Linked DNA regions of Homo sapiens: all the other regions are linked to region 3. A link is a contact called in ENCODE Hi-C data. All regions are on one chromosome and are shown on one strand. Each heading gives the region's core, a stretch centred on a gene start or an enhancer-like site at or near the end of the contact. The rest is flanking DNA. Distances are from core to core; before and after follow the strand shown. Region 1 holds the start of PLEKHG7 (pleckstrin homology and RhoGEF domain containing G7). Region 2 overlaps FGD6 (FYVE, RhoGEF and PH domain containing 6). Region 3 overlaps CRADD (CARD and death domain containing adaptor protein). Region 4 overlaps NTN4 (netrin 4).

The links. Hi-C counts contacts between places; a loop is a spot of excess contacts on that map. Pooled maps may share reads with other maps.
Region 1: a loop to region 3 is called in a map with no recorded cell type, with 11 times the contacts of the local background. The contact joins the promoter of PLEKHG7 here to the enhancer-like site in region 3. A Hi-C loop is called at or near these places in 2 of 37 single-sample maps with no recorded cell type and 4 of 50 pooled maps.
Region 2: a loop to region 3 is called in a pooled map, with 12 times the contacts of the local background. The contact joins two enhancer-like sites. A Hi-C loop is called at or near these places in 2 of 37 single-sample maps with no recorded cell type and 2 of 50 pooled maps.
Region 4: a loop to region 3 is called in a pooled map, with 18 times the contacts of the local background. The contact joins two enhancer-like sites. A Hi-C loop is called at or near these places in 2 of 37 single-sample maps with no recorded cell type and 4 of 50 pooled maps.

What each region holds. Positions count from the first base shown.
Region 1 is chr12:92,701,479-92,704,613 of GRCh38, forward strand. It overlaps PLEKHG7 (pleckstrin homology and RhoGEF domain containing G7), which reads left to right and starts at 1,511. Exons shown (of 17, transcript NM_001377329.1): 1 at 1,511-1,654. RefSeq lists an enhancer at 1,652-1,711.
Region 2 is chr12:95,101,697-95,104,741 of GRCh38, forward strand. All of the region lies in intron 14 of FGD6 (FYVE, RhoGEF and PH domain containing 6), which reads right to left. Among named protein-coding and RNA genes, the nearest start is that of NR2C1, 30 kb to the left of the region's middle. Within about 2 kb of position 1,620, at least 4 of the 41 ENCODE cell types and tissues checked have a DNase peak (open chromatin) inside an H3K27ac peak, as active enhancers do.
Region 3 is chr12:93,847,154-93,850,429 of GRCh38, forward strand. It overlaps CRADD (CARD and death domain containing adaptor protein), which reads left to right. Exons shown (of 3, transcript NM_003805.5): 3 at 2,817-3,276. The coding sequence ends at 3,118. Among named protein-coding and RNA genes, the nearest start is that of CRADD-AS1, 110 kb to the left of the region's middle. RefSeq lists a silencer at 841-890 and an enhancer at 1,807-1,906. Within about 2 kb of position 1,703, at least 11 of the 41 ENCODE cell types and tissues checked have a DNase peak (open chromatin) inside an H3K27ac peak, as active enhancers do.
Region 4 is chr12:95,699,189-95,702,487 of GRCh38, forward strand. The region is part of intron 5 of NTN4 (netrin 4); the gene reads right to left. Among named protein-coding and RNA genes, the nearest start is that of NTN4, 90 kb to the right of the region's middle. RefSeq lists enhancers at 1,134-1,203, 1,254-1,303. Within about 2 kb of position 1,308, at least 6 of the 41 ENCODE cell types and tissues checked have a DNase peak (open chromatin) inside an H3K27ac peak, as active enhancers do.

The DNA.
Region 1 (3,135 bases), core at 261-2,760, 1.1 Mb before region 3:
TACAATCCCATGTGCGTGAGGGGATTGGTAGAAAAGAGTATGACCTTCCTTCCACAAACTAAAAGCTAAAAGACTTTATTCATTTTTTTCCTTCCCAAATTGAAGCAATTCACTTCTAGACATCCTTGGCAGGAGCTCAGAACTGTTTATGCAGGCTCCATGCAGGCAAAATATTTTTTGATATCCTGCTTTTGGTTGAGTCATGGTAATGTTGGCAATGGTGGTGAGGGCAGGAGATCAAGTCATTTTTCAAAGTTCTAAGTAAATGATGTTCTAGTAAGATCAATATGAGAGAATTAAAGACTAATATAAAGTTTATCACAAGGCCAACATCTATAAGTTAGACCTTTTTTTCTTTTCCTCTAAGGGCAGTGGTTCTCAAATTTTAACCCATGTAAGAATCACCTGGAAGTCTTGTTAAACACAGACTTCTGGCTGGGCACAGTGGCTCACACCTGTAATCCCAGCACTTTGGGAGGCCGAAGTGGGTGGACCACCTGAGGTCAGGAGTTCGGACAGCCTGGCCAATATGGTGAAACCCCGTCTGTACTAAAAATACAAAAGTTAGCCGGGCCCTGGTGGTGTGCACCTGTAATCTCAGCTACACAGGAAGCTGAGGTAGGAGAATCGCTTGAACCCAGGAGGTGGAGGTTGCAGTGAGCTGAGATCGTGCCACTGCACTCCAGCCTGAGTGACAGAGTGAGACCCTGTCTCAAAAAAAAACCACGGACTTCTGACCCCATCCCAGAGTTCCAGGGGTTGGAGAGCATGGAGGGGGAAGATTTTTCCTTTCTAACAAGTTCTCAAGTCATAGTGATACTGCTGGTCCAGGGACCCTACTTTAAGAACTACCGACCTCAGGGAACCTTCACAGTAAGTATCTGTAATGAGTCCAATCAATGAAAACTTCAGTGAATTAGACTTCATTAGAATTACTTCAACTTTGTTTTGGGAAAGTCTATAGACATTTTTGTTTAATGCTGCATACATATGCATTATCTCCACCTAGGCATCAAATAAATATTCTTTGGGGTACTGATCTAATGAGAATACTGGTAGATATAAATGCTCTTCCATTTGCATTTTAATTATTTGAAAACTAATGTTCACAAATTCACTCCCTGGTGCTCTAATCATTTCCTCTACTATTCAATGCTTATCAAAGCAAGTCATTAATAAAATAGATCAACACAAAATGTTTTATGATGTGAAGAAAGTAGAGTCCCAAAGAATGCATCTCACAACCTTAGAGAAAATAAATGAAATAGAAACCTAGAACTGCTTCACTGAACTATGAGTGATGATTTGTTGAATGCCTCAAGAGGAAGTAAAAAGTTACATTTGCATCATTTCTGTATTTGATCAGCCGTTGTTTACCTGACTTGTTCTTAGGCTGCCTTAGATTCTGAGCTGGCTTCCCTTTAGGCTTTTTCATAAACAAATAACTGGAAATGTCTCTAAGGAGGGGAGAGACCAGTTCCTCATTGCAGCTGGTAGCAAGGTTGCTTTCACTCAGCCAGGAGGACGCATTGTTACAGGTGTGGAACTTGTTGCTCCGAGCCCTCGCCTGGCAGCTCACTCTGGATCTGCGGGTTCTGAGGAGCCTCGGGACCCACCTGGGTGCAGTTGCCTTCAGGGACAGACCATCTTACAGGTATTAAAGGCAACATTCAGCTGCTTTCTGGGTTTCTCTCTTGCACTTTCCTTTTGTCCTATTGCTATCAGTTTCGCTTGTTTTGCTGATCTCTCCAGGTCTCATTAGAATTAGTGAATCATTAACCTGCAATGGTTTCATTTCTAGTACAGTGAGATGGCTTCCCCAACAGTGTGGGTGGGTGTTTGCTGGATTCTCAAAGCTTGGAAGGTCAAAGGTTGGTGAATTTTCTTTATGGTGACCATGTATTAATTTCCTCTTTTAAACATAAAGAAGAGTTAGCATGAATGGATTGACTTGTTAACTTTTGATTCTACCAGATCCACTGGGTGTAGTCATTTAGGGAAAGCTTCCCAGGAGCCTTAGCCATTATCTCATTTAATTTCTGCAACAGGCCTGTGAGGGAGGTTCTTTGATGTCCTCTTGGTAAATGCTGCATGGCAGTTGGCAGAGGAGAAGTGGCTTGTCCTAGGTCACACAGCCAATTGGCGGTGATACTGGAAGAGAAACCAGACCCATTTCTTCTGGTGCTTGAGCTCTTCCTGCCTTTCTGCAAACCACCTCCCTAAGCCCTGCTGTTTTTAAAGTTTCTCCATTTCCGCAGTGCATCATGTCGGCAGTTACTATTGCCTTGGTTCCAATATTTAAGACAGTGGCTAATAAATAATTCTTACCGATGTGAATCCTATTGGCCATAAATAACTTCCTACCAGCAGCTACACCCCTGTGTCTGAACGACTACAAAGGAAACCCAAAGCCGTATCCTAACCCCTCAAAAGAGGAGAGGAAAAGGCCAGAAGGACAGAGGGGAAACCCAAAGACTAAGAAATCTGATCTAACTATTATGCAAGTGCCTATGCAAATATACTGAATTCCTTTAACATTGTTGCTGCCTAGAACTTGGACAGTCTTCTAAAGGAGAAAAATAATAGAACGGCCCTGATTGTATGTATGTGTGAAAGTACCTATTGATTCAAAATTAGCTGGGTGGGGTGGTAAGCATCCATAGCCCCAACTACTCAGGAGCACTGCAGCATGAGGATTCTGTGAGGCTAGGAGTTTGAGGTTACAGTGCGATATGATCACACCTCTGCACTCAGCCTGGGCGACAGAGCCAGACTCCATCTCTAAAAAGAAAAAAAAAAAGAAAGAAAGTACCTATAGATTTGATGCTCAGCTCAGCATTTGTTTGTTGGGAGAATGAGGAACTGGCCTCTCCATGTAGCAACAATGTACCTTATTTTATCAATGGTAGGGAGGGACCATTTCATACCTCTCCAGCAATGTTGGTATCAACCTTCAGAGCAGCCTCCAGGAATTACCAATCTAAAACCAAAACTAGTACAATCTCACCTTAACTGAACATAAGTTTCCTAAACTGGCATTGCCCTCTTTCCTCCACTCTGCAAAAAAGGGTACCTCATGGGTTTTAGTTCTACATGTGAAGTTCTATAACAATTGAGTCCTCAGCTCAAAATAAA
Region 2 (3,045 bases), core at 370-2,869, 1.3 Mb after region 3:
TTTTTGAGATGGAGCCTCACTCTGTTGCCAGGTTGGAGTGCAGTGGTGCGATCTCGGCTCACTGCAACCTCCACTTCCTGGGTTCAAGCAATTCTCCTGCCTCAGTCTCCCGAGTAGCTGGGACTACAGATAAGCGCCACCACACCCGGCTAATTTTTGTATTTTTAGTAGAGACGGGGTTTCCCCACGTTGGCCAGGATGGTCTCGATCTCCTGATTTTGTGATCCACCCGCCTCGGCCTCCCAAAGTGCTGGGATTACAGGCATGAGCCACTTAGCACCGGCCTTGTTCTCTGAACTTTTGTTCAAACTCCTCTATCCCTCAAAAACGAAAAAAGGGCTGAACACAATCCTGCCTGTAGCACTTTGGGAGGCTGAGTGGGGGTGGATCACCTGAGGTCAGGAGTTCAAGACCAGCCTGGCCAATATGGTGAAAGGTCATCTCTATCTTAAAATTAAAAAAGATGGCCAGACGTGGTGACTCACGCCTGTAATCCCAGCACTTTGGGAGGGTGAGGTGGGTGGATCACTTGAGGTCAGGAGTTTAAGACCAGCCTGGGCAACATGGTGAAACCCTGTCTCTACTAAAAATTAAAAACTTAGCTGGGCATGGTGGCGCATGCCTGTAGTCCCAGCTTCTTGGGAGGCTGAGGCACAAGGATCGCTTGAAGCCGGGAGGCGGGGGCTGCAGTCAGCCGAGATCGTGCCACTGCACTCCAGCCTGGGTGACAGAGCGAGACCCTTTCTCAAAAAAAAAAAAAAAAAAAAAAAACACAACAACAATAAAGGAAAAGAAAAGAAAAAGTCACAATGCTAAGTGATTGAGAGTTTACCTGCACTCTCTAAATATTGGTATCTGGTGGATGCTTCAGGTACCCCCAAGAAATTTGCTTGTTCTGACTGCTAGCTGCGAAGCATTTGACAAACCCTAGACACAGGTATTTGTCTTCTCCTGTCATCCTGTATGTCAGGCAGCAGTAGCCATTGCATTTCAGAGGAGTAGCACACCCCAGGATGACTCTTGTGGTCCTCTGATTTTGGGAAGTCAGACATTTGGTTTGAGTCCTTGACATTCATGGACGTAAGCAAAATTATAAAGGTTGTCAGAAACACCTAGGTTCAAATCACAGCTCCACTGCTTACTACTCGTGTAACCTTAGATGTGTTATTGAACCTCTCTGAGCCTCCATTTTTCTAATCTGGAAGATCAAGATAATATCCACCCCACAAAGTTATCATAGAACTTAAAAGAGAAAATAAATATAAAACGAAACATGAGCACTGTGACTGATGCAGAGTAATAAATGATTCTGGCCACTACTCCACCTGCTCCTAAGATCCTAGTTGATTTCAGTGGTATGGACAATTGGAAACAGACTGCCTGGTTTCAAATCCTGGCTCTGCTAGTATAGCTGAGTGGCTTTTCTCAGCATAGAATGGGTATAATAACGACAACTTGCCTTACAGGTTGCTGTGAAGATGAAACGAAGTACTACACATAAAGTCTTTATGATGGTGCCTGGCATACAGTAAGTGTTACAAAAGCGTTTGCTTCTATTTTTATTAGATCAAAGGTTAGGTCTGAGAAGACAGTGTCTCATTATTTAGATTGTGCAGTGGAGCATGCTATGACTATTGGCATCTCTCCCTTCACCAGTCAAACCTTCCCAAATACCCACTTCCGCCACTCAGTCAGTAACTCAGTAATGTATTTTTATGAGTCATAGAGTTTCAGGTTTCCTCAGCACTTGAATTACATTATGGCAACATATTAAGTCACTGCAGGTTCCGGTCTGGGGCAAGGTGGTATCATAAATAATAATGGATTTCTTTTCCCGCCCTCCCTCCATTCTTTCTGAGATGGAGTCTTGCTCTATCACCCAGGCTGGAGTGCAGTGGAGTGATCTCGGTTCACTGCAACCTCCACCACCCAGGTTCAAGTGATTCTCCTGCCTCAGCCTCCCAAGTAGCTGGGATCATAGGCACATGCCACCATGTCTGGCTAATTTTTTTGTATTTTTAGTAGAGATGGGGTTTCACCATGTTGGCCAGGCTGGTCTCAAACTCCTGACCTCAGGTGATCCACCCGCCTTGGCCTCCCAAAGTGCTTGATTACAGGCGTAAGCTACTGCACCCAGCCCATAACAATGGACTTAAAAGCAAAAGACTTCGATTTGCATCCTGGCTGTGTCAAATATGTATCCGTAAGACAGCAACTCCATTTTTCTGTAATTTAGTTTCCTAATTTTTAGAAGGAGATTACACCTACCTCATAGGTTTGTTAGAACCTTTAAGTGACACCTACAAATTTCCTAATAACCTATAAAGCACTAGTTGTTCTTAAAAACAATTTGAAATAGCCACTTAAAAAATGATCAGCAAAGCACTTTCACCATTGTTATTCTATTCAGAAGAACATTTTAATCTCTGTGCTTCTAGCATACTGTTGCCTCTGCTCTCAGCCACTTCCTTGCATGGTAAATCAAGAGTAAAACTGCACGGTATTGGGAAAGAAGAAAAAGAAGAACAAAAAGTCAGTAGCTAACCTAAGTGCAAAAAGTGTTGGCAATATCTTTCCCTGTTATACTCACAAAAATCTATGTTTATGTATTCTTAAAAATAGGCCGGCACAGTGACTCACACCTGTAATCTCAGCACTTTGGGAAGCTAAGGTGGGAAGATTGCATGAGCTCAGGAGTTCAAGATCAGCCTGGGGAACATATGGAGACCCCATCTCTAAAAAAAAAATTTTTTTTTTTGAGACAGAATCTCTCTCTGTCACCTAGGCTGGAGTGCAGTGGTGGGATCTTCGCTCACTGCAACCTCCGCCTCCTGGGTTCAAGCAATTCTCCTGCCTCAGCCTCCTGAGTAGCTGGGACTACAGGTGCCTGCCACCATACTTGGCTAATTTTTGTATTGTTAGTAGAGATGGGGTTTAATCATGTTCATGTTAGCTAGGCTGGTCTCAAACTCCTGACCTCAAGTGATCTGCCCAGCTCAGCCTCCCGAAGTCCTGGTATTACAGGGGTGAGCTACCACACCTGGC
Region 3 (3,276 bases), core at 453-2,952:
TAACATATACCCTGGTCTAAAGTTTCAGTATTTAGACCTCAGACAGGAAAAGCAAGTTACACAAAATACTGGATGACTAAGTTGGTATCAGAATTCTCCACATCAGCAACCCCTACCATAAAGTACGAACAAGGTCTACAAACTTTTAAGGGAAATAACATTATTTAAATAATATAATTTAAAATTATGAATATAATTTTATATTATACTGTTAAGAATATAAAAAGATAAAAATAATATAAAATTGTTCTCTAAATATTAAGTTATTATTCCAGTGAAGGCAATAAGCAGGATGCCTTGACCTGAAAGAAGTCAAGAGACTATGGCAGTCATGAGCATTGCTTGAAAAAAAAAAAAAAAAAAAAAAACCTCCCTGTGATGAAATTGACCCAAATGACTCAAATCAGAAGAACAGACCCAGGAGTAGAAAAGCCACAGATGAAGAACAGTAACAACAGCAACAACAACAAAACACTGGTGAGCATTCAACCATTACAATGCCACCTTAGGACTAAACAATGGGGCAAGGGGGCATGGATGATTGTTAAAGAAATGTATAACTATTAGGCATCTGGCAAAATAAAAATTATGTAAGTGAAAAAAAATCAAGTGTGAGGAAGTGGAGAGGAAATGTAAAGTAATTATAGAGTATTTCTATAAAAACATGCAGTTAACCCTTGAGTTTTCGTAACTTTTTTCTGTGCATTAAATTGTGTGTGTGTATGTTTTCAAGTATGTTAACTTGTAACCGCTGGTCAGAATGTCATTTTGTTTCACTTCTGCTTTTTCTTCTGTTACATCCAAACAAAATTACATAGCTCTTACTGGAAAGAAAAGGTCATATGTTATCATTTTAAATGAACCCATTACCCTCTATCTAGCCTTCTACCAGTGTATGTGCATACAGAGATATCCAGAATGATGGTCACCAACTGTAAACACAATAGCGGGATATTGGATGATTTCTTTTCTTCTTTGCGCTGTTTTCTGTTGCTTTATTTTTTTTTTAATGAGCCTATGTTTTTATACAAGCCGTAAAATCATTGCTGTTAATCTCAACTATTGATCAGTAGTGTCATCAGTATTCTAATTGCGTCATAGTCATTGTTTTTTAAATTGTAGTGTTGACAAACACCAGAAAGAGCCCTTGACAATATTTTTGCAACTCATCTCTAAGGTGCTGGCCGCTGCCCAGAGGCCAAAGACATGGGCTGTGGAAAACATCAGCTCTTGTAATAAGGTGCCTTTGCCTTCTTATTGAATCATAAATCAAAACACAATAGTGGACTGATGAGCATGAAGTAGACTGACCTGAATCCCTGTGATGCTGATGGATGGGAGTATAGTGTACTGTGCTGTCAAACAAATGTCTGAACCTAGCAAATGACTTTGGATGTTTGGAGTCCGTCTCAATCTCTGCACTTGGCTGCTGTGAGTGCCTTTCACTTCCTCCATTGCGATTCTCCTGCCTCTGGGCCTTTGCACATGCAATTCTCTCTTCTCGAGATGCGCCACGCCCTGTTCCTCCTTCATCACCCAGCTCCTCCTCCTAGTGTTCAGGGCTTAGCTTTAGCCTCCTTCCCCTGGAAGGCCTTCCCTAATGAAGTTAGGAGCTCCTCTGTATAACCAAAGGCACTGCTCACTGGTTTTGCTGGGCACATTTATAACCATTCACTCAATGTCATGCTTCTTAGCAGACTGGCCTCAGGCAAATAAGAATCTAGTTCAGGAAGTGTAAGGTCAGATTTCCTCGTTGCCCCGTCTCATACTTCCTGTTCCTCTTCTGGGCTCTGCCAGAACGGTAACTCCACTCTTGTGGCCTCTGCTATGAACAAACCCCGCTCTCTTCCCTTCCTGCTACCCTATGGCCTCTTAGGTTTATTTTGTTCTCAGCAGCCCTCTTGGCTCTGGCTTCTGTTAGCAGCTACACGTTTTCTCGGTAATATTTCAAGTTCAACCTCATCGGCGAGGGTAGCTGTTTGGTTTAGCCTTTGTCCTCTAGCACGTGCCTTTCCTGCAGGGAGGGGCATTCCCAGCCTTGGAACAGGCCCCATCACTAAGGCCACAGACAGTGCCAGAGGGAGCTGGGGTCTGTGCAGCCATTCTTGAATTCCCCCAGAATGCCTTGCCTGGCCTTGAGTAAAAGGGATAGAAGTGAAAAAAGCCTGTTACAAAGCAGCATGTACGAGGTAACCCTTCATGTGTGTTTTATATATCAAAGAAAATAGACTAGTTATTATCAATGAGTTTTTCTGGTGGGATTTCTAGTTATTTTTATTTTGTTGCTTTCAAAGTTTCTGTAACAGGCAGGGTGCTGTGGCTCACGCCTGTAATCCTAGCACTTTGGGAGGCCAAGGCAGGTGGATCACCTGAGGTCAGGAGTTCAAGACCAGCCTGGCCAACATGGTGAAACCCTGTCTCTGCTAAAAATACAAAAATTAGCTGGGCATGGTGGCAGTTGCCTGTAATCCCAGCTACTTGGGAGGCTGAAACAGGAGAATCACTTCAACCCAGGAGGTGGAGTTTGTAGTGAGCCAACATCATGCCATTGCTCTCCAGCCTGGGTGACAGAGTGAAACACCGTCTCAAAAAAAAAAAAAAAAAAAGTTTCTGTAAAAACATTTTCACAGATACTTAACAGCATTGAAGCCCTGAATCATGGCGTTGTACAGAGCAGCCCCCAGGAAGAAGACAAGAGCCAATTGGCTCTGCCATTTGGAAGCATTGCCTTCTTCTCCCCACGATTCTCATTTCTGCCCCCAAATGATGTGTTTGTTGCCTTGCTCATTTCACCGGGGTGTCTTTTTCCTCCTCAGGTGACAGATTGACTGGGATCCCCTCGCACATCCTCAACAGCTCCCCATCAGACCGGCAGATTAACCAGCTGGCCCAGAGGCTGGGCCCTGAGTGGGAGCCCATGGTGCTGTCTCTGGGACTGTCCCAGACGGATATCTACCGCTGTAAGGCCAACCACCCCCACAACGTGCAGTCGCAGGTGGTGGAGGCCTTCATCCGTTGGCGGCAGCGCTTCGGGAAGCAGGCCACCTTCCAGAGCCTGCACAACGGGCTGCGGGCTGTGGAGGTGGACCCCTCGCTGCTCCTGCACATGTTGGAGTGATGGTGCCTCCAGCAACCGCTGGGGAGTGTGTCCCTGAGTCATGTGGGCTGAATCCTGACTTTCACTCAGAGCAGGTGGTTTTTTGTGTAGGTTTGTTTTTTATTTTTGATGATCTTCAGATGGAAGGAGAAAACAGGGTTTCCACTAGACATTACTTG
Region 4 (3,299 bases), core at 58-2,557, 1.9 Mb after region 3:
TGGTATAAAATGAACTCACGTGACTTTGCCAAACCTACAATTTGAAAGAAAAAGCCCACAAGTTACTATTTGAAGAGACCTCAATAACCTTTGGGAAGGAATGGACTGGTTCACAGGCACGAGAATAAACAAATGAAAGGTGCTTATGTTTTCTTACATGTGTAATTGTGGTAAGGTATTCTGGATTTAATTAGTGTAAAAATTGTACTTGAAAGATAGACTGAAATGGAAGCATCACTATACAGGAGGTAAAATGAAATAACTGTTTAAGAGAGATCAGTGCAAACGGAAATGCAGAGACTCTTCCTGAGAGCATCATGAGAAGGGGCTATTTGAGTAGAATGTGAAGAATGGCAATAGAGACTGAGGCAAGAGAGTCATCCACCCAAAGCACCTGCATCTCCAACAGCTGAGTAGTTTTCACCTAAGCCAGAAAGAAGGAAAAAAAAAAAAAGATCTGGATGATATAACCCTTTCTTTACAAAGATAGCTGGTTCATTTGGGTAGGTAGCCATGAAACCAGATGCTATCTTGGTAAATGCTTGGTTTGGGTTTTAGGGCAGAGAGACCAAGTTTATTTTTATTCACTCTGTGCTAAAGGGCAATTGACTACATTTATTTTGGCCCATCAGGGAGGAAGGAAGGGCATGCCAATCTTTCAAGAGGTTGTTTACTTTGACAGAGAATGAATTCTGCTTTCTTTTCCATTTTCTGATTTTCCTTTTAATATGGAGAAAGACTATGTAATAGTTTAAAATATGTGTCTTGGCATAAAAGTCAATAAATTTATTGTAAAGGAATTAACTGGTTGTTTCCTAAAAGGAGTTAATTCTGTTCTACAGGCATTTCTTTAAACACCTGTTTCAAACAGTGTATTCTTCTAAAGTGAGGATTTTTTTTTTTTTTTTTTTTTTTTTTTTTTTTTTTACTTAGGGTCTCAGTCTGCCACCCTGGTTGTGTAGTGCAGTGGTGTGATCATGGCTCACTGCAGCCTCAAACTCCTGGGCACAAGTGGTCCTCCTGCCTGAGCCTCCTGAGTTGCTGGGACTACAAGTGCATACCATCATGCTCAGCTAATTAATTTTTTTTTAAAGAGAGCTTATGCTAGAGACAAGACTGCTATAAGCAGTGGTTTTCAAATGCTGAGCCAAGAGGCCAAAAGGCTGAATCAGAGTCACCAACGATGCTTTTTAAAGGAATGCAGATTTCTGTCCGGACGCCCTGTTGGAGATTCTGATTCAGTGTATTCTGGGCAGGACTCTAAGATTGCACATTTTGAGTAAGTGCTCCCTGGTGATTCTGACCCACAGCCAGGTTTGGGAACCAATGACTTGAGGTGAGAGAAGTGGGGCTGTGAAAGTGGAGGCAAGACCTTGTCCAAACCGTTCTACTTTTGACTCAGAGTCTGAGTCTGACTTCCTGATGAAAAATGACCTGAGAGTTTGAAACTGGCCGTGGTGAGAATGTTTCAACCACAGAAATTGCTAAATGGTGTGAATCAGGTCAGGGTTCCCTCCCACCACGAACCCTGCCGCAAAAGCCAGTACACAATTATCTAGGAAGGTTATTCTCTTTTTTCTTTCTTTCTTTTTCTTTTCTTCCCTTTCTTTTTTCTTTCTTTCTTTCTTTTTTTTTTTTTTTTTGAGACAGAGTCTCCCTCTGTTGCCCAGGTTGGAGTGCAGTGGTGCAATCTTGGCTCATTGCAACTTCTGCCTCCTCGGTTCAAGTGATTCTCCTGCCTCAGCCTCCCAAGTAGCTGGGACTACAGGCGCCCTCCACCATTCCCAACTAATTTTTGTATTTTTAGTAGAGACAGGGTTTCACCATGTTGGCTAGGCTGGTCTTGAACTCCTGACCTCAGGTGATCTGCCCACTTGGCCTCCCAAAGTGCTGAGATTACAGGTGTGAGCCACCACCCCTGCTGTCACATTTTAAAAATATGCCTGCTATAGAAAAATCTACCTGTGTTATAGGTTACCAAAGTCACATAGGTGACTTTAAAGGTTTCAAGTGAGTTACTCTAAAAGAGACTATCCACTTTTTGAACAGAGAGATGAGATTCCTCAAAGTACCTCAGTACACAGTGAGAATTACATTCCCCTTTTTCCTTCTGTGCCTGAGCAACGAGTCACTTTGAGCCTCCATTTCTGTTCTCAGCCCTAGGTTCAGCTGGAGAGATTCATGTTTTCCCTTGTGTTTACAGACCTTAAATGCACTGTCCTTTCAAAAATTTTTTTTTCCTAAGCTGTAGAAATAAATTCAGTTTCAGTGATCTCCCCAGTCTTAAAAAAACAAACAACATCCCTGGAATCCTCAGAAGTGATTTCTTGGCATGGTAATGTGTAGTTGATTGTGCTGGGTCCAACAGTAGACTCTGATTAAGGTTGAAATAAAGAGGAAGTGAGAACAGGGATGATTTAATTGCTCACAAGAAATAAATCTATTGGCTAGAAGATTTGGTTCAGGGCCTCGTTTCTTCAGGTTTGATGAATTTATAACCATTAAGTAAAAATGTACACATAAAACCATAGCATTTAGCATGGTGCTTCTCAGGAGAGTGGGAGGAAAAATCTCCTAGAACATTCGTGGAACCAGTAAGTCCTTGGCTTAACCTGGCAGGAAACTAGCTACCTAACTGCAAACAAAACCCCAAGATTAATGCCATCAATATTTGTTGAATGAATCAACATGCCCAGGTACGTATTTTATTACATGTATCATAGATGCTGTGAGGAAGAACATCATCAATTTGTTTCATTTTCTAGATCAACTCATTAAAAATGACTGAGATTAGAAAGCTGGACAAACTGGCTGGGCGCGGTGGCTCACGCATGAAATCTCAGCACTTTGGGAGGCCGAGGAAGGTGAATCACTTGAGGTCAGGAGTTCGAGACCAGCCTGGCCAACATAGGGAAACCCCGTCTCTACTAAAAATACAAAAATTAGCTGGGTGTGGTGACGAGCACCTGTAATCCCAGCTGCTCGGGTGGCTGAGGCAGGAGAATCATTTGAACCTAAGAGGCAGAGGTTGTAGTGAGCCAAGATTGCGCCATTGCACTCCAGCCTGGGCAACAGGGAGAGACTCCGTCTCAAAAGAACAAAAAAAAAACAAAAAAAAAGAAAAAAAAAAAAAGAAATCAGGACAAACTGTATTTCAGCAATTTTACAGGAAAAAACAGAAACAGCCATCTAAGAAGTAGGGAGGGATCTTTTCAAGGAAGTCTTCCCTAAATTGTCCTCACTCACCCCCACACTCTCCCTAAGGCACTTGCTGTATCTTTTTCATTGCACTTTCCTCT